2 separate regions of the Homo sapiens genome follow, and region 1 is linked to region 2. A link is a loop called in an ENCODE intact Hi-C map of the cell type or tissue named here. Cell type or tissue: heart right ventricle. All regions are shown on one strand. Each heading gives the region's core, and the rest is flanking DNA. Links, peaks and the distances in the headings are about the cores only.

Region 1 (11,796 bases), core at 2,498-10,497, 330 kb after region 2:
AGTGGCTCACACCTGTAATCCCAGCACTTTGGGAGGCCAAGGCAGGTGGATCACTTGAGGCCAGGAGTTCAAGACCAATCTGGCTAACCTGGCAGAACCGCATCTATACTAAAAATACAAAAATTAGCCAGGTACGCTGGTGCACGCCTGTAGTCCTAGCTACTCGGGAGGCTGGGGCATGAGAATCACTTGAGCCTGTGAGGCAGAGGTTACAGTGACCTGAGATCACGTCGCTGCACTTTAGCCTGGGAGACAGAGTGAGATTCTGTATTGGAAAACACCAACAACAATAACAACAACAAGATAAAAAGAAATGTGTTGAACTAATGAAGTTTTTATGAGCCTGGGAAGAATGGATTTATTAAAAGTCAGAAATAAGATTAAACACATCAGATAGAGTAATTAGCTTCTGAGAAGCAGAAAAACTATACTGTGTAGTTCCATTCATTGGTTAAGGGTGGAGGAGAAACTGAGTTATTTATAAAACAATATTTTGATTTTCACAAAGTTCGCTGTCCATTTAAAGAAAACTAAAAACAAAGCAGGGGTATTGGAGAAAATAGGGTAAAAAATTTCAAAAGTTAAATTATGGTTGAAATAAAGTTTTAAAGTAGTTTTTAACCAGTGGAAGAAAATATGTCATTTGTTAGTTTATAAAAGCAGAAGAGGAATAAACATAAATAATGATGATAAATATAAACCTTCTAAGTGACAATCTGTTAATCGTGGATATATGTTTAGCCAAGAGAAGAAAAACAAACTGAAAACATAGAAAAGCCACCTTTAAAGTAGTATCTGAGAAGTGGAAACGCAGAGAAACAACTAGGAGATCTCTCTGTAACCCTTCAGTGACTTCGGAGGAGGCAAGAATTTTTGGTATGAAGCATTTTGTAACAGGAAGTTGAAAGAATGCCTACATTTTCCTCTTTAGACTCAGAATGTAAACAGATTTCCTGCCATCATAAACTGTAGCAACTTCCCTTTGAGAGTCTCCAATTCTGGACCCAGGCCTCAAGGAGGCCGATGGGGTCATCCATTAGGTTAAAAATCGGAGGAGAGTGTGCGCGCCTTAGTAACCTGTCATTGTCATTGCAAGGAACACCACTCTTGTGCAAACTCAAAGCGGGGCTCATGTCTGCAGACACAGAGAGGGGAAGAAAGGATCAGAAGGAAGGGAACTTACATGAACCCTGTGGGGCCTTTCACCCAGATCACCTCGCTTAATCCTTGCCTGTGCCCGGTCAGGTGGCTGTCATTACCTGCATCTGAAAGATGTGAGATTCAAGGTTCAGGGGAGGTTAAAATATTTGCCCAGGGATGAACAATTAGAAAGTGGCACAACTGGTACTTGAAGCCACAGTGGAGAAAGAGAGGATATCTGCTCTAGGCTGAATTGCATCCCCCGAAATTCACATGTTGAAATGCTATCTTCCAGTACCTCAGAAGGTGCCTGTCTTTGAACAAGGAAGGGTGAAAATCACCTGCATTTGGGGAGATCGGAGTTTGCAGGCAGGAGGGGTGACTCCAGGATGGGAGGAGAGGAGGGATGGGGAAGGAGGCGTCCTCAAAGCAGAGATGGACGTGGGCATGAGGAATTTCCTTTAGTGAGGAAGGAAGGCATTTTGGAATGCTGGGATCTGTTGTCCAATTTGAAGAGTTTCTCATCTGTCTTCAACAGCTCTGAGCCTCCTGTTGCTTCAGGGGGCTGGAGGCAGGCTGGTGGGAGAAGGTGTCTGAATCTCAGGTGATGCCCAGCAGTGAGACCACAGCAGAGAGCAGCCTGGAGGGCTTAGGACATGCGAGGGCCTCCGGCAATACCCTACAGTCAGGTGACCCTCCACAGCTTCCTATGGGATGGGCTAGGCTTGAGCCACTTGGGATATTAAAGGGACAGATGAGGCCTGGGAGGCTGGGGGACTTGGGTCCAGCAGAGCAGAACATTCAGGCTCCATGCTGTTTTGATGAGAGACACAGGGAACCCTGGCCTGGGCTGGGAGGAGGTGGAGGCATTCATGGGAGAACAGGTCAAGGAGGGCACTAGCTACAGGAGGAGCAGGGAGGGCATTTCAGGCAGAGGGAAGAGCAAATGTGAAAGGCGTGAGCTGGAAAACTTGGTGAATTTGGGGGACTATGAGAGGAGAGTTCATGGAGGGGAGAGGCCTTGGCTGTGGCAGGAGAGGTTGGAAGGGAAGACACAGGAAATATAGCTGGGGCTGGAGCAGGAACTGGGTCCACGGCCAACTTTGTTTCAAGATCAGAGAAATTTGAGCAGAATAGGCTGATGAAAGCAATGGAGCAAAGAGTGCAGTGAGAAAGGCTGGAGACACAGGAGAGAGGAGACTGGGTGCGTGAGCTCAGGAAGGTGGAGGGCTGGTGGGAAGGCCAATCCCAGAGCACAGATGCCTCCTCCACTGTGACAAGGAAGGAAGGGGAAGCAGCAGAGGGGAGATGCAGGGGGGTCTGTGGGTTTGCAGTAGGAAGGTGAAGGAGGTCCCAGCTCCTAGTTTCTGTCTTCTCTGTAAAGTAGGAGTTGAGGTCATCTGTTGAGAGTGAAAGATGAGGTGGGGAAGGTCATCAGAGGTGAGAGGCTCAGGGAAGCCAGGAGAACGGGGGTTGTTGGCAGGGTTGCAGTCAAAGTCCACCAAGCCAATGGCAGCAGTGTGGGAAGGGAGTCATGGAGTCTTTGCTGCTTTCAATCAAATGCCCAGTGGTGCCACTTCCCTTCCTCATCTGGCCATGAGCAAGTGGGAGGAATACTGGGCTGGATGCGTCAAGGCAGAGGGGGTGCAAACCCCAGGTCTCAACCCTGTCTCAGAGAAGGGGCCTCTGAGACATTAAGCAGCAGCCACGTAGCATGGCTGCAGGGAAATGGTGAGCTCAGGGAGTGACGCCTGCCGGTAAGGGACGTGTTGCAGAGGATGTTCTGATGGGAAGTGGAGGCCTGGGTCATTCGTTCAGCAGGAGTGCAGGATGCAGAGGGCATGGGAGGCTGAGGAGGGAGGACAGATGCAGGTGCCCAACAAGGGACAAGGAGTCACAGGACACAATGGGATCAGGCTTGGGATGAGGACGATGGGGCTGGGAAGTGGGGGACTCCAGGCTGCTGGAGAAGAGGCAGTTCCCTGGGAGGAGCGAGCTGGCTGATGGTACCCTGCCTGGCAGTAGGGGCCAGCAAGGTGCCAGTGGGCCCCTGTCCCAGTAGCTGCAGGCTCCCTGAGCTCACCCCAGGAGATGGTTGGGGAGCGCAAGGGAGGATACCCAATGGCTCGCCCCTGCTCTAGTGCCGGGTGGGGAGGGAGGCCAGCTGAGGTGGAGGGAGCAGGTCCCACCTGCTTCTTCTGACTCCTAGGATTGGGCACCAAGGAGCGCCAGGGCTGATGTTCCCACCTGCTTCTCCTGACTCCTAGGATTGGGCTCCAAGGAGCACTAGGGCTAATGTTCCCCAGGGTTATCTTATCTGCCCATTGGCATCAATGAGCCGTAAAGTGGACCTCAGCAATCTCTCTGCTCTGGGCCAGGTATGCGTGGGCCACTTCTCCCAACAGTGTCAGGTGACATTGTCCATCCTACAAATGAGGAAAATGAGGCCTGGGCAGGTGGGTCACATGCAAACGGTCCCACAGATGGCCAGAGCTGGTGCAGCTGAGACCCAGGTGTGCTAGGCCGAGAAGCACCCGCCCTTCTTCTTCCCACACTCACCCTCCTGGGCTCTGCACGGGGCTCTCTCTGGTTGCTCCGAAGTCCATGCTTGCTGGGCTCTTGGTTTGCCTTTGCTTTTTCTCTGGTTTGTTTGGGACATGGTTGAACTTACCTCACCAGCAAAATGTGTACTTTCACCTTAGGCTTCGGGTCCACTGCGGGTGATGCTGGGGATAGGCTGGGACTGGCTGGCTCGCTCAACTTTTTGAGATCAGTAATGAGAGAACAGTGGGCCTGATTCAGGGAAGGCAGCAAGGTGTGATGAAGCTCCCTGGGCTGAATGGAAGGAATTGGTTTGGAGAGCCAGCTGTGGCTCTAGGAGTGGCCATCTGACAGTGGATGGGGAGGGGAGGCAGCCATACCAACCCCTGGCCCAGCAACGCAGGGCCAAGCGAGTTGACATGCTGGCCCCTCTCCCTTCCTGCCCTTTGATCTCCTGCCAGGGCCTCCAGCTGGCCAAGCCCACGCTGTCTGCTGAAGCAGACTCAGGGTGAAGACAGGGAGGCTGGACCTGCAGGGGCTGCTGGAGAATACCAGCACAGGCTTCCAGGCCACGCCATTGATTCAATTATTTTACAGCCTTAATTAGGTTCTGACGTTAATCATATATTTCCTTCTAGCTTGCTACAGATTCTTCATCACAGCAGCGTTACGAGTATTATAAATTTAGTACCCATCTGGATAGTTAAGGATTTCATAAAAAGCACACTATTCTATCCTGAGGGTTCTTTCTTCTGAATTTTTCCCTTCCCACAGCTTGTAATCCTGTAAGAGGGTTACATGAAACCAGAGACCGGTTTCATGGAAGACAGTTTTTCCATGGATGGTAGGGGGACAAGGATGGTTTTGGGATGAAACTGTTCCACCTCAGATCATCAGGCATTATTTAGATTCCCCTAAGGAGCATGCAACCTAGATCCCTCATATGTGCTGTTCACAACAGGGTTCGCGCTCCTGTGAGAAACTAATGGCGCTGCTGATCTGACAGGAGGCGGAGCTCAGGTGGTCATGCTCGATGACCCGCCACGCACCTCCTGCTGTGCAGGTGGAATTAATTTTAATGCTATTTTTATTTAGCTTGATATATTCAACATATCATTTCAACATAAAATCAATATAAAGAATTTATCGAGGAGATATTTTACATTCTCTTTTTCATACACAATCTCTGGAACCTGGTGGGTGCGTTACCCTGGCAACACAGCTTGGCTTGAACGTGCCCCCTTCCCAGTGCCCAGCGGCCCTACGGGGTGAGTGGCTGCTGTGTTGGGCGGCACAGGTGTGGACTTTGTTCCTGCCACTCTAATACCCACGCGTCCCTCCTTGATCTTCTCTCTGCCCAGGCTACTGTCAAAGAAGGGCTCCTTGCCAAGAGTTCCCCTCCCTGCCTGCTGCACAAAATAAAAACAGGAGACCTATTTGAGAATGTGCACACTTAACTTTGGTGTCTCTGGAAGCCAAGTAGCTGAGCCAGGGTGACAGTGAGGACGATTTGGGTTAAGGAATCTCCCTCTTTGAGGGGAAAAATGTAGATGAACTCTTTGCAAACCTACAATAATTTTCCTTCCTCTTTCTTCAAAGCAAAGGAGCAATTGTTCTCCCTGTGGTCCACAGCAGAGGGCACCTGTGGAGTAGTGATAACCTGTGTGCTTTGGAGTCAGACAGGACTGGGTTCCAATTCTAGCTCTGTCATCTTTAGCTGTGTGACCCTGGGCAAGTCACCTGACCTCTCTGAGTTTCAGTACCTTAATCTATAAACCTTGAAAAACATACCTACATTTTATGTGGTTCGTGATAATTTACTGAATTGACATATCTAACTTGCCACACACACACAGTACAGGCTCAGCAGATGGTAGCCCCTGTTCTACGTTGGTGAAAAGCAGGTCAGAGAATAGAAAGGAGAAAGTAAATGTTAGACCCAGTACGCCTATCTTCTGAGGATGAGCACAGATCTTCCGGGTCCGAAGGTCAAAAAGATGATGTCACACAGCCCTGGTGGATGGGGAAAAGTCTTTGGCTTAGAAATGCTGGAGTGATTTGAGAGGGACGGCTCTCCACTCGATAAATCATGTCTTATGACAGCTCCAGGGGAGTCTATGGGAACAGTAGCTGCTGAGCTCTGTGCCAGATCCGGCGGCTTCTGTATCAGAAAGACAGCCCAGAGGATGCCACGCGGGAATCAAAAGAGCGAGAGTTACAGGAAGGATGAGTCAGAGCGAGCCAGGGCGAACAACAGTCGTCTGTTCCTTGAGACATGCCGAGGCGCTGGAATCACGCTGTCCCACCACGCGGCGCCTGCTCCTTTCCTGAGCCCTCCCTGACTGCACTGCAGAGCCATGGAATTGTTTTTCTTTTTTAATCACTTGGGTAAATAGATGCTGTGTGTGGCTGTTTAAAAAGTAAAGAACAATCAATTGCAATCCCATGTTAGCGGGTAAAGGAGAGGAGGACTATGGGGAGAAAAAAGGCGAAATGTAAAAATATAAAGAGAAATCATAAAGATCATCTACATGGGTTCCAACTTGTCCAGCCTTTGTGAGCAAATAGGGTGTTTTGCTTTCCCCACGTGGTAGAAATCCATCTCAAAGTAATGGAATATTCTTTTTTTTTTTTTTTTTTTTTTTTTTGAGACAATGTCTTGTTCTGTTGCCCGGGCTGGAGTGCAGTGGCGCAATCATAGCTCTCTGTATCGTTGACCTCCCGGGCTCAGGGGATCCTCCCACCCCAGCCTCCCGAGTAGCTAGGACTCTAGGCACACATGCCCAGCTAATTTTTGTAATTTTTGTAGAGACAGGGTTTCACCATGTTGTTCAAACTGGTCTCTAACTCCCGGGCTCAAGCAATCTTCCCACCTTGGCCTCCCAAAGTGCTGGGATTACAGCTTTGAGCCACTGCACCCAGCCCCGCATATTCTTTTAAAGGTATTCATTGAGTAGACTGAAGAGTTAACTGACCCTATTATGAACCTGCATTGCTTCCTCTCTTCTCCTCCCTCACCCCATGTCTTGGCTCTGTTTTCCTCCATGATGGCGTCATTCCCAGGCAGGAGACAGCAGTGCGAGGCTCACAGTGTCCTTGCACTACCATCCAGACAAAACAACAGTGGCTTTCCTTCCCAGGGTCCCTCTTGGCTCCTCTGCAGCCGTTTCTGCCCCCTTGGGCTAGTGTCAAGGTGGGAGAGGGAGACAAGATTCACAGATTGGCTCCAGTTGATCAAATGCCCACCTCTGGCTGGTGACGTGTGCAGCAGATCCATGTTCAGCAGCAACACACACCTCAAGTGGGAGAAAGCAGCTCTGCAACAGAAGGAGGGGCTGCCATGCGAAGAAAGGAAGGAGTGGGTGTCCCAGCTCCTGGGAGCGCATCTCCAGGGTCCCTGGAACATGGTTTAGGGGACCCTGGTCTCTCCTCTTCTAATATATTTTGCAAATAAGAAGGCTGAGGCCAAAGAGGAGAAACAAAATATAGCTGTAGATCCTCATTATTTGCCAATTCTGTATTTGTGAGTCGGCCTTACTTGCTAACATTTATGTGTGATCCTAAAGTGAACACTCGGCACTCTTGTGATCACCAGTAGACATGGACAGGGCAGTGATCAATTTGAATCTTCCCGTGCACATTTTCCAACTAAGGTCAGCTAAGGCAACACTGTCTTCTTGTTTCAGCTCTCCTACGGGAAACAAGTGTCCTTTTCAGTCTATCGAGTGCCCTGTTTTTAACATTTTCGTCCTTTTAGTTGGTGATTTTGCTCTTTAAAATGGCCCCCAAGGGTAGTGCTGAAGAACTTTCCATATTCATAGCACAAGAAGGCTGTTACATGTCTTGGGAAAAAAACACATGTGTTAGGTAAACCCTGCTCAGGCATTCATTGTAACTCTGCTGGCTGTGAGTTCAACGTTAATGAATCAATAATCTATACTAAGTGAGGTGTCTTTACACGGAAACACACACAAAACAAGGTTGTGTATTGAGGAAAGTGTTGTAACCAGAGGCTCACAGGAACCTAACTTTGTGTTTTCCTTAGGAGCAATGGTTCAGTATGCACGAGTTCAGTGTTCACAGTGACTTTATAGACCGGAGCTACAGCAAATAATGAGACCCAAACAAAAGGTCCTCGAGGCCACCCAGAGAGTCATTGACTAAGCCAGGACTCTGAGAGTTTGGAGTCCACTGCTTTCGCATACTGCCATATATAATGTGGGGTAGAGATAAGGAAGACAAAACAAAGCAAGATGTGAGAAGATTGAGGGGAAGGAAGGGGAGACAGCAGTTGAGCAACCAGGGAAGTGAATGTCTATGAGGCACAGTCGTAGATTCAATGGCTCTCAGGCAGGTCAGGCTCATCACACCAAGCTATTCCAATGGCTTGGACACCAGCATCATAAGATTGTATAGGGGATAAGACTTACCTGCCTCGAATATCGTAATTGAGCCTTCGTCTAGAAGTTGTATAAACCTAGGCCGTAAGTTTCAACACAACTCAAAGAGAAGCACCTCAGGACATTCACAAATGCTTTCGAGAATGTGAAGCCTTTGGTTAACAACATCCCCTGGTTTAGGAAAATAAGAGAGGTGAGAGAATATTTATAAATATAAACTATAACATTTAAATTAAATATGTACGTGTTCTCTGTGTTGCCATCAAAGTTTCTGAGTCTGTTTAACAAAAGGGGTGGGGAAATTTCCCGCAGGATTTTGGTGTTTGCATGAATACTTATTTTCAAAGGAGAGCTGGTTAGTAAACTCCAGGCTGTGTAGGAATATCATAGAAATTGCTTGCTGTTAGAAATTGTTGTTAAAGTGCTTGATGCGGAGAACTACAGTTATTAAACTTGCAGTTGTAAATTATGCATGTCACAGGTGAGTGAATTTACTCACCAAGCTGTGGCATGATTAAATCATGGACTTTACCTTTGCTGATTCTGTCATATTGATTCCACCAATACATCAAACTGGACATTGTTGTAAGTCACAATCCGACATGAAAGTCTCCTCCTTGGAAAAGTTATTCTGACAAGTAAATAAGTGAGTGATACTAGCAAATTAATATTGGAATATAATTTACATTTCAAAGCACTTTTCTTTCACTCATATTTTGTTTGATTCTCTGCTCTTTAAAACTATGATTCCAAAGTTTAAATTTCAATATCTTAGAAACTGTCGTTCTTTACCCAAAGAAAATGATCTGCTTTTATTTTCAAACTTCAGAATTTATTTATTTATTTGAGACAGAGTCTCGCTCTGTCACCCAGGCTGGAGTGCAGTGGCACGATCTCGGCTCACTGCAAGCTCCGCCTCCCGGGTTCATGCCATTCTCCTGCCTCAGCCTCCCAAGGAGCTGGGACTACAGGCGCCTGCCACCATGCCCGGCTAATTTTTTGTATTTTTAGTGGAGATGGGGTTTCACTGTGTTAGCCAGGATGGTCTCGATCTCCTGACCTCGTGATCCGCCCGCCTCGGCCTCCCAAAGTGCTGGGATTACAGGCGTGAGCCATCGCGCCCGGCCCAGAATTTATTTTTAAAAGAACATGTTTACTTCGTTTTCTCAGGAGTTCTAAAAGATTAAAATATGGATGAATAGAAAACTCACGGATCTGAAATTAAATACGTGCTTGGATCTTAAAGTGTGCTGTGTAGCCTTAGCCTTATTTAGCAATTTAGTAGATATATTTGTAATTTCTTACATAGATACACAGACTGTCAAAGGATCTTCATTTTGGCTTTTGTTGGGCTTATTCTCTGAGATTTCACATCTGCCGTCATTAAAGATAGCTGCAGGTTTTATCTAGAATTAGCATCTCGTTCAATTCATCAACCTTTTTTTCCAAAGCAAATCTTGGTTTTTCTCATACATTAGCCTTAGGATGGCAAGCATTTGGAAAGTGCTTATGTTGACGTTTTAAGACTCAAGACCTTCAGTGTGGGGGCTCAAGGAAGGGCCCTGCCTCAGACTGAGCTGCTTTCAAACCAGGCATATTTTCCCTTAGATCCTGGGTCATGGATTCATGCAATGTTGTACAATTAACTTCTAAACTGTCTTTTATTCTCTAATCATGCTCTTTATAAACTGCCTGCATGTAAAACAATGAGAAGGAACAGTGACTTGTATAGGCGTCATGCTTTGTAGTTTACAGAATGTTTTCATACCCTTGAAAGGATCCCAGCACCTTAAAAGGGCTTTTTTGCTACATCAGTATATTGAATGAGTGAATGACTGAATGAATGAATGGACCCAGGATCTTATATGAGCCTGACAACATCCCTGGGAGGTATCTTCATTTTACAGAAAAGGAAACAGATATGTATCTTATGAAAGTCAACACAGACCTATATTTTCTTTCTATTCAGATAATTTCTCTGACCTGGGATGGTATAGTTCCCTTCAGTTAAATTAGTACAAAGAAAGCAGTTTCAGGAAGCAAATACATAAAAACATTCACCTCTTTTTGATTTGCACAAAACTGGCTCTAGATTTATTCATTCGATCAAACGACACCAAGGCCAAATGTCCTCTCTCCATCAGGGCTGGGATTGGCATGCTGTACACTTTCTGCTACCAAACAAAAGAAACATGTGGGCAACCTGAAATTAACCTGGCTCACATTTTCAGCAATTGAATGAATCTTTGTGGGCCTGCTTTTCCTGATAGTTCACTAGCGTTTCGCTGAAGGCTTTCTGTAGGGACATGGTCTCGTTGACTCCTCACTGACCCTATCCTTGAGTTGCATCTATTTCAGTCACTGCTAAGTGTGTACAATCACTCTTTGTGTATGATCCTTAGAATAAGACACAGGACCCACATGTCAATCAAACTGACGATCGTTTCCATCAGGACCATGCCATGGGCGTTCCTCAAGGAAGGTGGAAGCATCTTGCTCTTGTCTACAATTGTGTACAGGCAATATCAGGTTAGTCGAAATGAATGGGGTGGCTATTTACTCTAAGGTGTGGTGATCTTTGCTGTTTTAGACTTCAGCAAAGATCATCTGTGACACTTCCTTCCAGGGCTGGCATTTATCATCAACAAACTCAGTTTCATTCCAGGTGTCTTTGCTATTCTGCTACCTGCTGGCCACTTTCTCTGCATCTTTGTTCTAATCCAGAGGAACAGAGACTCTGATTCAGTCTGTCCATGGACGGGTCCTCTTAGATCATGTGTGTTCTACCTGATCCAATCAGCTCTGGATGGGGCATCGCAAGGCCCCAGTATGCCCTCAGGCCCTGTTGGTAGCAGGGCTGTGGACAGGACCAGTGCCTGGAGAAGGGGCGTGGGCAGGGCTGCATACCAGCATGCGTCTCATTCAGGCCCTTCATCCAGTGGTGCTGGATCTGGTTTGCATGGGCTCATGAGAGCCAACTGTGAAAATTTCAGGAATATTGTGAGCCAGTTGTTAAGTATAGCCAGGATTAACAATTAAATTATGTAAATTTACAATAAAACGAATCATATTCAAAGGAAAGATGATAAATGCACAAAACTCATTTTCTAATTATCTCACCACATTTTATTATTATTGATGCCTAATGATGGATATTACCTAGCCCCACGGTAGCAATGCTACGTAATGGTGTGTGACCATGCTTCTCTTCTCAGCTGCACGTTTACTGCTGTCAGGTTGCAACCCTGATACCAGTCATGTGGGAGCATTTACATCATGGCAATTGTCAAATGCTACAAACCAGAGCTTAATTTACTGTTTTGTTGATTATCTAGACCAGGGGTCCCCAATACCTGGGCCACAGACCAGTACCCGTCTTTGTGGGTGGGAGAGTGAGCGAAGCTTCATCTGTATTTACAGCTGCTCCCCATTTCTCTCATTATTGTCTGAGCTCTGCCTTCTGTCAGATCAGCAGCAGCATTAGATTCTCATAGGGGCGGGAACCCTATTGTGAACTGCATATTCGAAGGATCTAGGTTGTGTGCTCCTCATGAGAATCTAATGCCTGATGATCTGAGGTGGAACAGTTTCATCCTGAAACCATTCCCCCAGCTGCCGGGCTGTGGAAAAATTGTCTTCCATAAAACTGGTCCCTGGCGGCAAAAAGGTTGGGGACTGCTGGTCTAGACTTAATAAATTAAAGGAGTTAATGTTA
Region 2 (11,796 bases), core at 1,293-9,292:
CGCCATGACTGTGAGGCCTCCCCAGCCATGTAGAACTGTGAGTCCGTTAAACTTCTTTCCTTTATAAATTACCCAGTCTCAGGTATGTGCTTATTAGCAGCACGACAACAGACTAATACAACTGGTGTTCTTATAACAAGAGGAAGAGACAGCAAACCTGTCTCCATCTCTTTCTCCTTCCCTTCTCGCCTCTCTCCCCACCCCCAAGCACAGAGAGGACACAGTAAGGAGGAACTATCTGCAAGCCAGAAAGAGGGGCCCCACCAGAAACGCCACCTTGACCTTGGACTTTCAACTTCTACAAACTGAGCAAATACACTTCTGTTAAGCCACCCACTCTGTGGTCTCTGTCGTGGCAGCCCAAGCTAACACAGTGGCATCCAGTGGAGGTGGGGAGCTGGCTGGACCCTGCAGGTACTGTGGCAGTGGCGTTTCCCAGCTTGGCTGGATACTGAAGGCAGTGAGAAGAGGAGAGGCGTTACCAGGACTCTGAGATCTGGGGCCAGAACAACAAGCAGTAAAAATAAAGTGAGCACCAGCTGAGATGGGGGAGGCTGCAGGTGAAACAATGGTGGGTATGCTGGTTAATACTGAGTGTCAACCTGACTGGATTGAAAGATGCAAAGTATTGATCCTGGGTGTGTCTGTGAGGGCGCTGCCAAAGGAGATTAACATTTGAGTCAACGGGCTGGGGAAGGCAGACCCACCCTCAATCTGGGTGGGCATCATTTAATCAGCTGCCAGCAAATATAAAGCAGGCAGAAAAACATGAACAGGCAAGACTGGCTTAGCCTCCCAGCCTGTATCTTTGTCCTGTGCTGGATGCTTCCTGCCCTCGAACATCAGGCTCCAAGTTCTTCAGCTTTCGGCCTGGGACTGGCTTCCTTGCTCCTCAGCTTGCAGCCAGCCTATTGTGGGACCTTGTGATCCTGTGAGTTAATACTCCTTAATAAACTCCCCTTTATTACATATCTGGCCTATTGGTTCCATCCCTCTAGAGAACCCTAATCCAGCGGGGATGGTGGGGGTCTGTAATGAGGGGGTATCTACAGGAGTATGGGGGTCTATAGGGCAGAGGGTGGGTAAGAGGAGGGCTTCAGGTGAGGGCTCCCTGAGCCTGAGTTGCTACTGAGTGTTTCCAGCACAGTCCATGCAGGCTGAAAAGGTAGTGCCAGCACCTCCCTTAGGAGCAGCCCCCTGGAAGCAGGCACACTGATCGTCTGTGGGGTAAACAGAGGCCATAAATCATCCGAATTAGATCATCAGCTCTGGCCCTGCTGCCAGATGAGCTACAGAATATTTCCAGTGTCGGCTTTTTGGATTTTGGACAAGGGACTTGAACCTGTAATTACTGAGTAAATAACAGTTACGAGAGAGGAAGAAAGGCTGGGATGGAGAGAGGGGCTCCCTGGAGGCTGTTTATATTCCCCTGAAGTTGACACCCTGAAGTTTACTGTGGCTGCAGTTTGCACCTACTCATCTTTAAAGTTGTCTGGAAGAATCGCCTGTTTTCAAATCACAGTGGAACCTCCGCCCTGAACACAGGCACTTCCCTGAGTCAGTTTCTCAGAAATTATTTTCCTCATCCTTCAGGGCTCCACGTCGTGGGTACCAGCATTGCCTCCACCAGGGGCGACTGACCGTGCCATCACATCCCAGGATCCCTGCTCATCTTCCCAGCCCTGGGGCAGGCGCTCTCTCTGAACCTGGAGGGGAAAAGCCCTAGAGAGCCAGCGATCAGGTAGAATCACGTGGGACCCAGAAAGGGCACTGGAGGAAGTGACGCTGGGCAAGTGGACTGCAGGATTCCTCTGAAGGATGAAAACAGGCTCTACGAGCCACTCCCAGGAACTTCCGGAGCCACATGGGCCATGGCAGGGGATCCGCAGTTCTCCAAAGCAGAGTGACCATTCTGGACAAATCCTGACTTGGTGGGGGCTTTTTATAAACTTATTTTTGTGGCTATGGAATAAAGAGTAAGATAGCTTTGCAGTCATTTCCCACATCACACATAACTGCCCTCTGCGTGTGGCTAATTCATGCAAATACTTCCTCCTGGGTCGCCCAGAGCTCACCCTGCAGCATCCACTTCCCCAGCCTCCTTGCTGCCCGCCACACCTTCTCCATCACCAGACTCCTCCTGGGCAAAATTGGGGCAGGAAGAAAGCACACTGCCACCCCCCCAACACACAGTGTAAACGTACTGCAGCCCACAGGCCCTCGGCCACCGAAATGAACAGCTGTGTGGGTTCTCGCAGCATTCGTGGAAGGGACTGGCTGCGTACCCTGGGGTGTCTTCTACAAGCAGCTAGAAATTTCTTTGTTGGCGTCAAGTAAGTTCTCCACAAGGAAAAATAGAAGCAGCATCTCAAATGGACTTACTGCAAGCATCTGAAGGCATGCGAGTAAATAAATACATTCCTACCTGCTCCGAGGACAGCAGTGAGCTCATCTGTGTACACCACCACAGACGCAAATGTCAACAAGAGGAAGACAGGCTCCCACTCATCTGCCCAGCCAAATATTTAAAGCAGCTGAGCCCATCCACAGCCCTAAATATTTAGATGAGTGAATAAAGAACTCATTTCTCATGTGCTTTTTAAATGGGTTTTCATTTTGAATAAAATCTAAAAATAAATTATCTTAAAAAATAAAGACTTTGCCAGGAGTCTGGCTGAGGTAGTGGGACTAAGACGTCCCACTGTGCACCAAACACACAGCCCTGGGCCACCATGCTGAGTGGCACAGTCAGCACCCGGAGGGACGACTCCGTTACAGCAAAAACGCATCATCTGTACATTTAGCATAAGCGGCTCCTTTTCATATCTTTGCATTTAATTTGGCAATTCTGAGTTTATACTTGAATAATCCCAGGATGATGAGTAAAAGAAAGTTAAAATTAGTTTCACGTCATCCAGTAAGTCCTCACTTCACATCACCAATAGGTTCCTGGAAACAGCAACTTTAAACGAAACGACATACAATGCAACCAAGTTTCCCATAGGGTAATTTGATATAAACAAGAGTTAAGCTCCTATGGCTTATTTCTGGTCACAAAAACATCACCAAACTTCTAAATAAAGACCAAAGCCCTTCTAATATTAAACACTGCAATAAACGTGAGCTTACATACATGTAAAAATAAGTAAGATAATTATTTACCCAATTATTCCAGTTCAGGGTGGTGGGAGCCTGTCCCAGCAGCTCAGTGGGGGCAGGCAGGAACCAGGGCGCTGTTCCATCGCGGGGCCACTCACACATGCCCAAACTCACTCAGACTGGGATGCTGTAGACACGCCAGTCACCTAATGTGCACAGCTTTGGGACGTCGACGGAAACCGGAAGACCCAAAGGAAACATGGGAGGGCGTGCACGCTCCACACAAAGGAAACACGGGAGCGCGTGCACGCTCCACCCAAAGGAAACACGGGAGCGCGTGCACGCTCCACACAAAGGAAACACGGGAGCGCGTGCACGCTCCACACAGGAAACACGGGAGCGCGTGCACGCTCCACACAAAGGAAACGGGAGCGCGTGCACGCTCCACACAGGAAACACGGGAGCGCGTGCACGCTCCACACAAAGGAAACACGGGAGCGCGTGCACGCTCCACACAAAGGAAACACGGGAGCGCGTGCACGCTCCACACAAAGGAAACACGGGAGCGCGTGCACGCTCCACACAAAGGAAACACGGGAGCGCGTGCACGCTCCACACAAAGGAAACACGGGAGCGCGTGCACGCTCCACACACAGGAAACACGGGAGCGCGTGCACGCTCCACACAGACAGGGCCCCAGCGGGAATCCATTTTTTTCATCACCAACGTTAGAACAAATCCATGTCATTCGAGGGCGTGCTGCACATTTTTGGGTAACCCTAAAATAATAATAGTATCAATTGTGCAGTAAGGTGGTTGCAATGTTTTCCTTTACAAGCAGTCTGGACAGTTATTTACAGCTGGAGACACCCCTTAGGGTCAACTAGTCTGAAGCTCAGGAGACAGGGAAAAAGGAAAGGAAGTGACGGAAAGACTGGCCAAGCAAGGGGTGCTTGCTGGGTGGCCAAGGTGTGTGGCCCTGGAGGGGCCAAGGCCTTGCATGAAGGGCTGTGTGTGGCAGAGGACAAAGCAAGCCCCGTCCTCATCTCTGGGAGCTGTGCTTGCAGAGTGGAGGTGGCCCTGAGCACACAACATTCACTCCCAATTCTGCTCCACACGTCCTGAGCACCTCCAGTGCCCCCAGCTCTGCCCTGGAGGCGGGCAACAAGGGTGACAACGCTGAACCACAGGGCATCCCTGGCCTTGGTGGTTGAAGGGGCATCTTTCCACATAGAAGAACTCAGGAGCTGGAGTCTGGAACCTTAACTCTTTTGATCTCCCTTAATCTGGCTGTGATGAGTCGGCTGGGGCTGCTATCACAAAGACCACCGGCAGAGGCACTTCAACAACACACGTTTACCTCTCACAGTTCTGGCAGCTGGAAGTCCAAGTTCAAGGTACTGGTCAATTTGGTTCCTGGTGAGGCCTCTTCCTGCAGAAGCCATATCTCCTCATGATGTCCTCATAGGGTACAGAGCAAGCGCTCCTGAGGGGCATTCGTGCCACCACAAGGGGTCCACTCCCATGACCTGATACCTCCCACAGACCCACCTCCTAATACCATCACACGGGGTTGCAGGGACACAATTCAGTCGACAGCCCCGGCCTTGGGAAACATCATTGCTTTTCTCATCACTAGGACTGGGGCACAAGAGAGGAAGAGTGAAAGCTGATTGACCTCCGAGGTTTCTCTTCTATCTAAAAGTCTATTATTCTAAAAATAAATTTAACAACATCTTCTTACACAATCCCCTCAAATACAGCCATACGATGACACAGCACCTGCAACCAGGAACCCGGGAAGGGTCTCTCCAACTCTGCCTGCCTTTCCCCAGACCAGGGACCAGCAGCCGGGGTGCTACCTGTGGCTCACCAGAAACACAGACTCTCAGGTCCACCTTGCCTTGCTGAATCCAAATCTGCAGGTAACAAGGTCCCAAGGTGACTCCAGGCACACCGGAGTTAAGCAGCTGGAGTAAGTCTCTGGGATGCCCCTCCCCAGGTAGACTCCTGTCCTCAAGGTCCTTGGGGCTCCAGTCTGAGACTCTATTTCCTCAAAACTCTGTAGTGCCCCACAGGCATCTGGACAGTCCCACCTGTCTAGTTTGAGCATCTGTTAAATAACAGTGAATACACATCCATGGCCGGGTTCTGACTCCGTTTAATCACCTTAGATGGAGCTGGGAATGTTTACAGTGTTCATGGATAGCTGTGCCACTTAGACTTGACATGAAGTTAGACTGAAGGCTGTGCTTATGGGTGATTTCCATGGAAAGACGGCATCACTGTTAGGAGCACAGCTGGCTCTTAGGGCACACAATTCACAGGGCTGCGATTTTCACAACCACTTCCAGGAGCATAGCTTCATAACATCAGAAACATCTGCCGGCCCCTGTACACAGTACGCAAAGTAATACATTACTGCTTCATTCTGAGACGAAACACTTTGACCTTGTGCTTCTCCATCATAGTTTAAGAAGCTGCCCTAGTTTATGTTGATTTATTCTTAAACAGTTCTTAGCAAGGCAAGTAAACGTATAATTTTTCTTAATTTTCAAAGACAACGGAAACTTTCCCAAATAGCCTTTGCCACCTCATATCGCTGTCAACTGCTAGTTTTTGTTAATTTCACATCAATCATCGGCTATAAATATTTGTGCCATATCAGCAGGGGATTTATTAGTGAGCACGCTTTAGCAATGCATCTGCCCAAACACCAAGCATGAGGGACAGTTTGTTTACGCATCTCACTCCCTCCACCTGCTGGTGGCTGCTGGAAATGAGTCCCCCAAAAATCCAGCCTTCACTTTGTAGGAAGTGGCACTGACAAATCCACCTAGTACTGCTTTACTTAGCTGTAAGTAACAGCATAATTGAAAGTGCTATACGTGTTTATCAGAACAAAAACACAGGAGCAGGCACATTAAGGCAGCAGCAGGCCCAGGAGTGAGAGTAAGCTGAGTTCTGGACTTCAGCTACACTTCCTTCCTGAGAATGTATTTCAGTGCCCACTGGACCTATGTGCTTCTGGTCAGTTTCACGGTTTCCGGCCCCTCGAGGGTGTGCTCCCCAGGAAGGCTGCCTTTCTAAGAGTCAGCTCCCAATACTGGTGAGAAGCCCAGGAGCTGTTTCCAGGCATCAAGACCATGCTGGCCAGATCCCTTACAAACCTTCAGTTTTCCTCCCCTTCCCCTGGAGGCTGGGCTGCACTTACTCCTCTCCCAAGCCGTCTGAGTCAAGGCTGCCCCTTATTCTCTGAAACTCCCTTTCTGCAAAACACACTGGAGTTCTTCAGGTCTGCAACAGGCCCCTCTGGCGCCACACCCGCCTCACCTGGGTCATTCCGTCCACATGCCGGGAGGTGCCCTCTCCTCCTTGCCAGTGCCAGCCTGGTGCTCTGGTTCCAGCTACCTCCTCTAGATAGCAGCAGATGAAACTTTCTTTAAAAAATATGTTGATACTTTTACATCATAAAAAAAAAAAAAAAAAAAAAAACAGCAATCTGGGCCGGGCGCAGTGGCTCACGCCTGTAATCCCAGCACTCTGGGAGGCCGAGGCAGGTGGATCACTTGAGGCCAGGAGTCCAAGACCAGCCTGGTCAACATGGTGAGACCCCATCCCTACTAAAAATACAAAAAATTTAGCTGGGTGTGGTGGCATGCATCTGTAATCCCTGCTACTTGGGACGCCAAGGCAGAATTGCTTGAACCCGGAAGATGGAGGTTGCAGCGAGCCGAGATCACATCACTGCACACCAGCCTGGGTAACAGAGCAAGACTCCCTCTCAAAACAAACAGCAATCTGGAAAACTCCGCATCATATTGTCAATTCTTCTTTAAAATTGATAAATCTCATGAAATGCTGAACACAGTACCTGGCCCACAGAGATGCTCTACCCATCAGAGGAAGGAAGGACAGAAGAAAGAAAGCCAAAAGGAAACTCATTTACAAAGAACAGCAAGAGACAGAAAGTTATTCCTCCTCTCAAGGAAGAAAGGAGAGTACAGAGGAGGAGACGCTACCTCTGATCCTCATTTTGTTTTTCAGGTTCAGTAATAAAACTAATATTTAAATATGAAAAAAAAAAAACCCCAGAATGCCTATTTGCTACAGATATTATAATCTTCCTAGTCACCAGAAGGGGGCAGCATCTTAAAAGCCATGTAAGAACTGTATTCTGTCTCTAGAGTAAGAAGCTGAAGTACTAAGTCTATTTGAAAAGCAAACGCCTATCAGATGCTATTTAACATCTCAATCTCCACTTCCTTAACACCGCTTGAAAACTATCCTTACTACATGTGCACCTATGATTATTACTAAATAAAAATCTTCATTAAACTTATGTATACTCTCAAATTCACCTTAGAATTTGATTGATTTTTTTTCCTTCTCTTCTTTTTCCTTTTGAGACAGGGTCTTGCTTGCTCTGTCCCCCAGGCTGGAGTTCAGTGACACAATCATGGCTCACTGTAGCCTTGAACTCCGGGGCTCAAGTGATCCTCCTACCTCAGCCTCCCAAGCAGCTGGGACTACAGATGCTCACCATCATGCCCAGCTAATTTTTGTATTTTTTGTTTTTAGAGATGTGGGTCTCACTATGTTGCCCGGGCTGGTCTTGAACTCCTGGCCTCATACAGTCCTCCCACCTTGGCCTCCCAAAGTGCTGGGATTACAGAAAGGAGCCACTAAGCCTAGTCCTTATTACTGAATTAGCTGTAGCGCTACACGATTTGAATACACATTTTTGAAAACCTCAAAGCCAAAACACACAGTAGATATATTTAAGTATATATCTATATACACGGAAAACATATTTAAGTTGTAGAGTTGGCAGGCATCATTTGTTTAAATGAAGCAAAAACCTCGAAGATTTTAACAGTTCATCAGAAACATTTAACATGTAAATCAAGCAGGAAAAAGTACCATAATCTAAAACAACTAAAATTAGATTCTGTCCTCCCCACCCAAAAAAACATACTAATATCACTGTAACTCATTCTGAAATAAATTTTAAGCCTTTGCTTTTGAAATCAGGAGGTTGTTCTGTTCCACTTTTGTTTCCTAAGCTCAGTCTCGGGTCTCTGCGTTAACACCATCCCTCCAGGGAAGAGCCTATTTACCCAATCCACTTGTTACCCACGTGCTGCAAGACAGAATCTCCTTGAGGGCTCAGGAAAAGCTGCCCGTCTGAATGCCAGCTTGAGAGCCACAGGTGATTCCAATTTACATCTCAGGTTGAGGGTGGCTGATATCAATAAGGATTACAGGCCCACAACCTGCATCCCTCTCCCCTCTCCCTCACTTCCGAGCCATCTCTCACCTGGTCAGGTGAACAGGGGCCTTCAGCAGGTCAGGGTCACCTAACGCTCATTTCAGAAGCTCAGCAGCCCTCCCGGCCACCGTCCCAGCCACCGATCATCCTTAACTGAAGCTGTCAGACAGCCTCTCCTTATTTTGAGATGCCAGGTGTCTCCCTGAGACACCAGTGTTCCTGGAAACTGTGCAGCAGCTGATCCCCACCTCCATCTTCCATTTCCCAAGGGGTGCTCTCTTCTCCAGACGAGCAGCCACCCCGCACTCTCACCCTGCAAGGGCACAGCTTTAGCCATCACGTCCCCAAGCAACCTCGGCCAGATACAGGCTTTGGGACTGACACCATAACTAAGATGCGCCCATATCTCCATGTGCGACATCCAGCAGTACTGAGGTCTCCCCTCCCTGCCTTGACTCTGATATAGCTACTCCTGTTCAACACCCCTCCCGTGAAGCCAGCTTGGAATCTGCTCAAAACCACAAGAAAGGAAGGCCTGATTGGCTGACTCCTTAGGGAGAACCTCCAAGAGCTCATGCCACAAGCCGCAAGCCCGGAGTCAGCCCTAAATGAGCCTCTCCTGGAGCCCTGCCCTCCAAAACCCTGGAAAAGCGGGGTCCTCTCGTGGTTCTAAGCTCCTTCACCATCCTGCTCACTGCCCCCCAGAACATGGCTCATCTACTCCTCCTTCACCATCCTGCTCACTGCCCCCCAGAACATGGCTCATCTACTCCTCCTTCACCATCCTGCTCACTGCCCCCCAGAACATGGCTCATCTACTCCTCCTTCTGGCGCGTGGTGCCCAGAATTAAATGCAGCATCCAGGTGGCCAGGGCAGTGGAGGAGGAGCCTCCTTGGCTGCAGAGCAGGGATACCTAGCACAGCTCCTGGCCTCCAGCCACCCTCCCTCCCCAGGTCTTCCTGGCCACAGGGCGCTGTCCAGGCAAGCCTGGGCCCCTGGGAACCAGCGCCACTTCAATGTATGACTGTGTGAGTCTGTTCTTGCGTTGCTATAAAGGAATGCCTGAGGCTGGGTAATTTATAAAGAAAAGAGGTTTATTTTGGCTCATGGTCCTGAAGGCTATACAGGAAGCTGGTAGCAGCATCTGCTCTTGCTAAGGGCCTCCCAGAACTTCCAATCATGTGGGAAGACGAAGGGGGAGCAGGCATGTCACATGGCAAGAGAGGAGCAAGAGAGAAGTGGTGGGGGGTGGGGGTGGGGGCAGGCTCTTTTAAACAACCAGGTCTCTTGGCACCTAATACTGTATACTGTTGTGTAAAGGAAAATTAAAAACAAAACAAAACAGACCTCTCATGAACTATCAGAGCAAGAATTCACTCATCGCCAAGGGGATGGTGCTAGACATTCATGAAGGATTCACCCCCATGACCCAAGCACCTGCACTAGGCCTCGCTTCCAACACTGGGGATCACATTTCGAAGTGAGATTTGGAGGAGAAAATCATCCAAACCACATCAGTGACATCAGGCTGAAGAGGCCGTATGCTTATCCCAAACTCGAGGTCAAACAGTTGACTGCAGCCTGGGGCACATTTGCCTCTGTGGAGTCAACATCACACCAAGAGAAGGAGGGATTAAGCCTCTAAACCCAAATCCGTGCGCCTTTGTTGTGCATTCTGCCCAGGGCCACTGCGTTTCACACCAAGACCCGGGCAGCACATTGCTTCCCACTCCACTCCCCCTCGTTCAGTCAATTCATTCCCGTTGCTGTTTACATAACTTAAAAAACAGGGCTGGGCGCAGTGGCTCACGCCTGCAGTCCCAACAGTTTGGGAGGCTGAGGCGGATGCATCACCTGAGTCCAGGAGTTCAAGACCAGCCTGGCCAACATGGCAAAACCCCATCTCTACTAAAAATGCAAAAATTAGCTGGGCATGCTGGTGGGTGCCTGTAATCCCAGCTACTCGGGAGGCTGAGGCACGAAAATTGCTTGAACCCGGAAGGCAGAGGTTGCAGTGAACCGAGATCGCCCCACTGCACTCCAGCCTGGGCAACAGAGCGAGACTGTCTCAAAAAATTAAAAATATAGGCCGGGCGGTGGCTCACGCCTGTAATCCCAGCACTTTGGGAGGCCGAGACAGGCGGATCACGAGGTCAGGAGATCGAGACCATCCTGGCTAACATGGTGAAACCCCGTCTCTACTAAAAATACAAAAAAATTAGCCGGGCGTAGTGGCAGGTGCCTGTAGTCCCAGCTACTTGGGAGGCTGAGGCAGGAGAATGGCATGAACCCGGGAGGTAGAGCTTGCAGTGAGCCGAGATCACACCACTGCACTCCAGCCTGGGCGACAGAGCAAGACTCCGCCTCAAAAAAAAAAAAAAAAAAAAAAATGCACACACACACACACACACACGCACACGCACACACACACACACACACATTAAAACAAAACAAAACAAAAAAAACAGAAACAAAAACAAAAATGAGTGGCCTATCCTGGCAGGTTCTGTTATCTTTAAATTCGAAAAGCAGGTTGTGGTGGAGAGGGCAGTGAAAGGCATTGCTGGTGACCCCCAGAAGCCCTGTCTCTGGGCATGGTCACGGTTTCCAGCCTCCCGTCCCTTCCTGCCCACACCTGTTGATCAACAGCTTCAACATCCAGCCTCGCGGAGCTCAGGCCTCCTTCCATATCCCTAGGAGGTGCAGACACCGGGAATCTGTGCAGACACTCCCTGGTCAACTTGGCATCTGGCATAAAAGGATAGGCACCTAAAGGTTAAGAATATTTATCTTTGGGCAGAGAGCTGATGGGTGCTTACATCTGTATTTTAAGAAAGACTAAAAACTACTTTTTGAAGCTGGAGCTTTTAAACGTTAACACCGAGTAAAAACTCAGGGAGACAGTAACAGTGAGAGAAAAGAAAGGGCCGGGCGCGGTGGCTCACGCCTGGAATCCCAGCACTTTGGGAGGCCGAGGCGGGCAGATCACTTGAAGTCAGGAGTTCGAGACCAGCCTGCTCAACATGGTGAAACCCCCTTTCTACTAAAAACACAAAAATTAGCCAGATGTGGTGGCACTCACCTGTAATCCCAGCTACCAGGGAGGCTGAGGCAGGAGAATCGCTTGAACCCGGGAGGCAGAGGCTGCCATGAGCTGAGATTGCACCACTGCACTCCAGCCTGGGCGACAGAACGAGATACCATCTCAAAAAAAAAAAGGAAAATAACTTCCTACTCATTCCCAAACCCTTTCCTAAGAGGTGAGCCTCTCTCTCTCTCTCTCTAGATGCTCTGAATTCTGGCTACCCCAACTCAGAGTGAGTCCTGGCCGTGCTCTCCTGGCTACACAAACACTAAAATGACCACTGCTTCCTCCAATTATCTCCATTCTATATCTCTATCTATCTATCTATCTATATTTTTT

The links. Peaks named below come from ENCODE experiments on the same cell type or tissue, not always from the same donor. Only the 100,000 strongest peaks of a DNase experiment are listed, where the experiment ranks them.
Region 1: a loop joins it to region 2, with 2.4 times the contacts of the local background. A loop is called at or near these places in 5 of 110 quality-filtered maps.

The regions. Positions count from the first base shown.
Region 1 is chr2:235,257,892-235,269,687 of GRCh38, reverse strand. No RefSeq gene overlaps it. Among named protein-coding and RNA genes, the nearest start is that of AGAP1, 230 kb to the left of the region's middle. RefSeq lists enhancers at 5,749-6,043, 5,769-6,063. In heart right ventricle, for the core only: no CTCF peak of the experiment used is centred there; a DNase peak (open chromatin) is centred at 5,897; H3K27ac peaks cover 2,937 bases; H3K27me3 peaks cover 3,347 bases.
Region 2 is chr2:235,589,682-235,601,477 of GRCh38, reverse strand. The region is part of intron 1 of AGAP1 (ArfGAP with GTPase domain, ankyrin repeat and PH domain 1); the gene reads right to left. Among named protein-coding and RNA genes, the nearest start is that of TNRC17, 78 kb to the right of the region's middle. RefSeq lists enhancers at 3,848-4,700, 5,699-5,993. In heart right ventricle, for the core only: CTCF peaks have their summits at 5,668, 5,875 (motif pointing left), 7,025 and 7,233 (motif pointing right); a DNase peak (open chromatin) is centred at 5,867.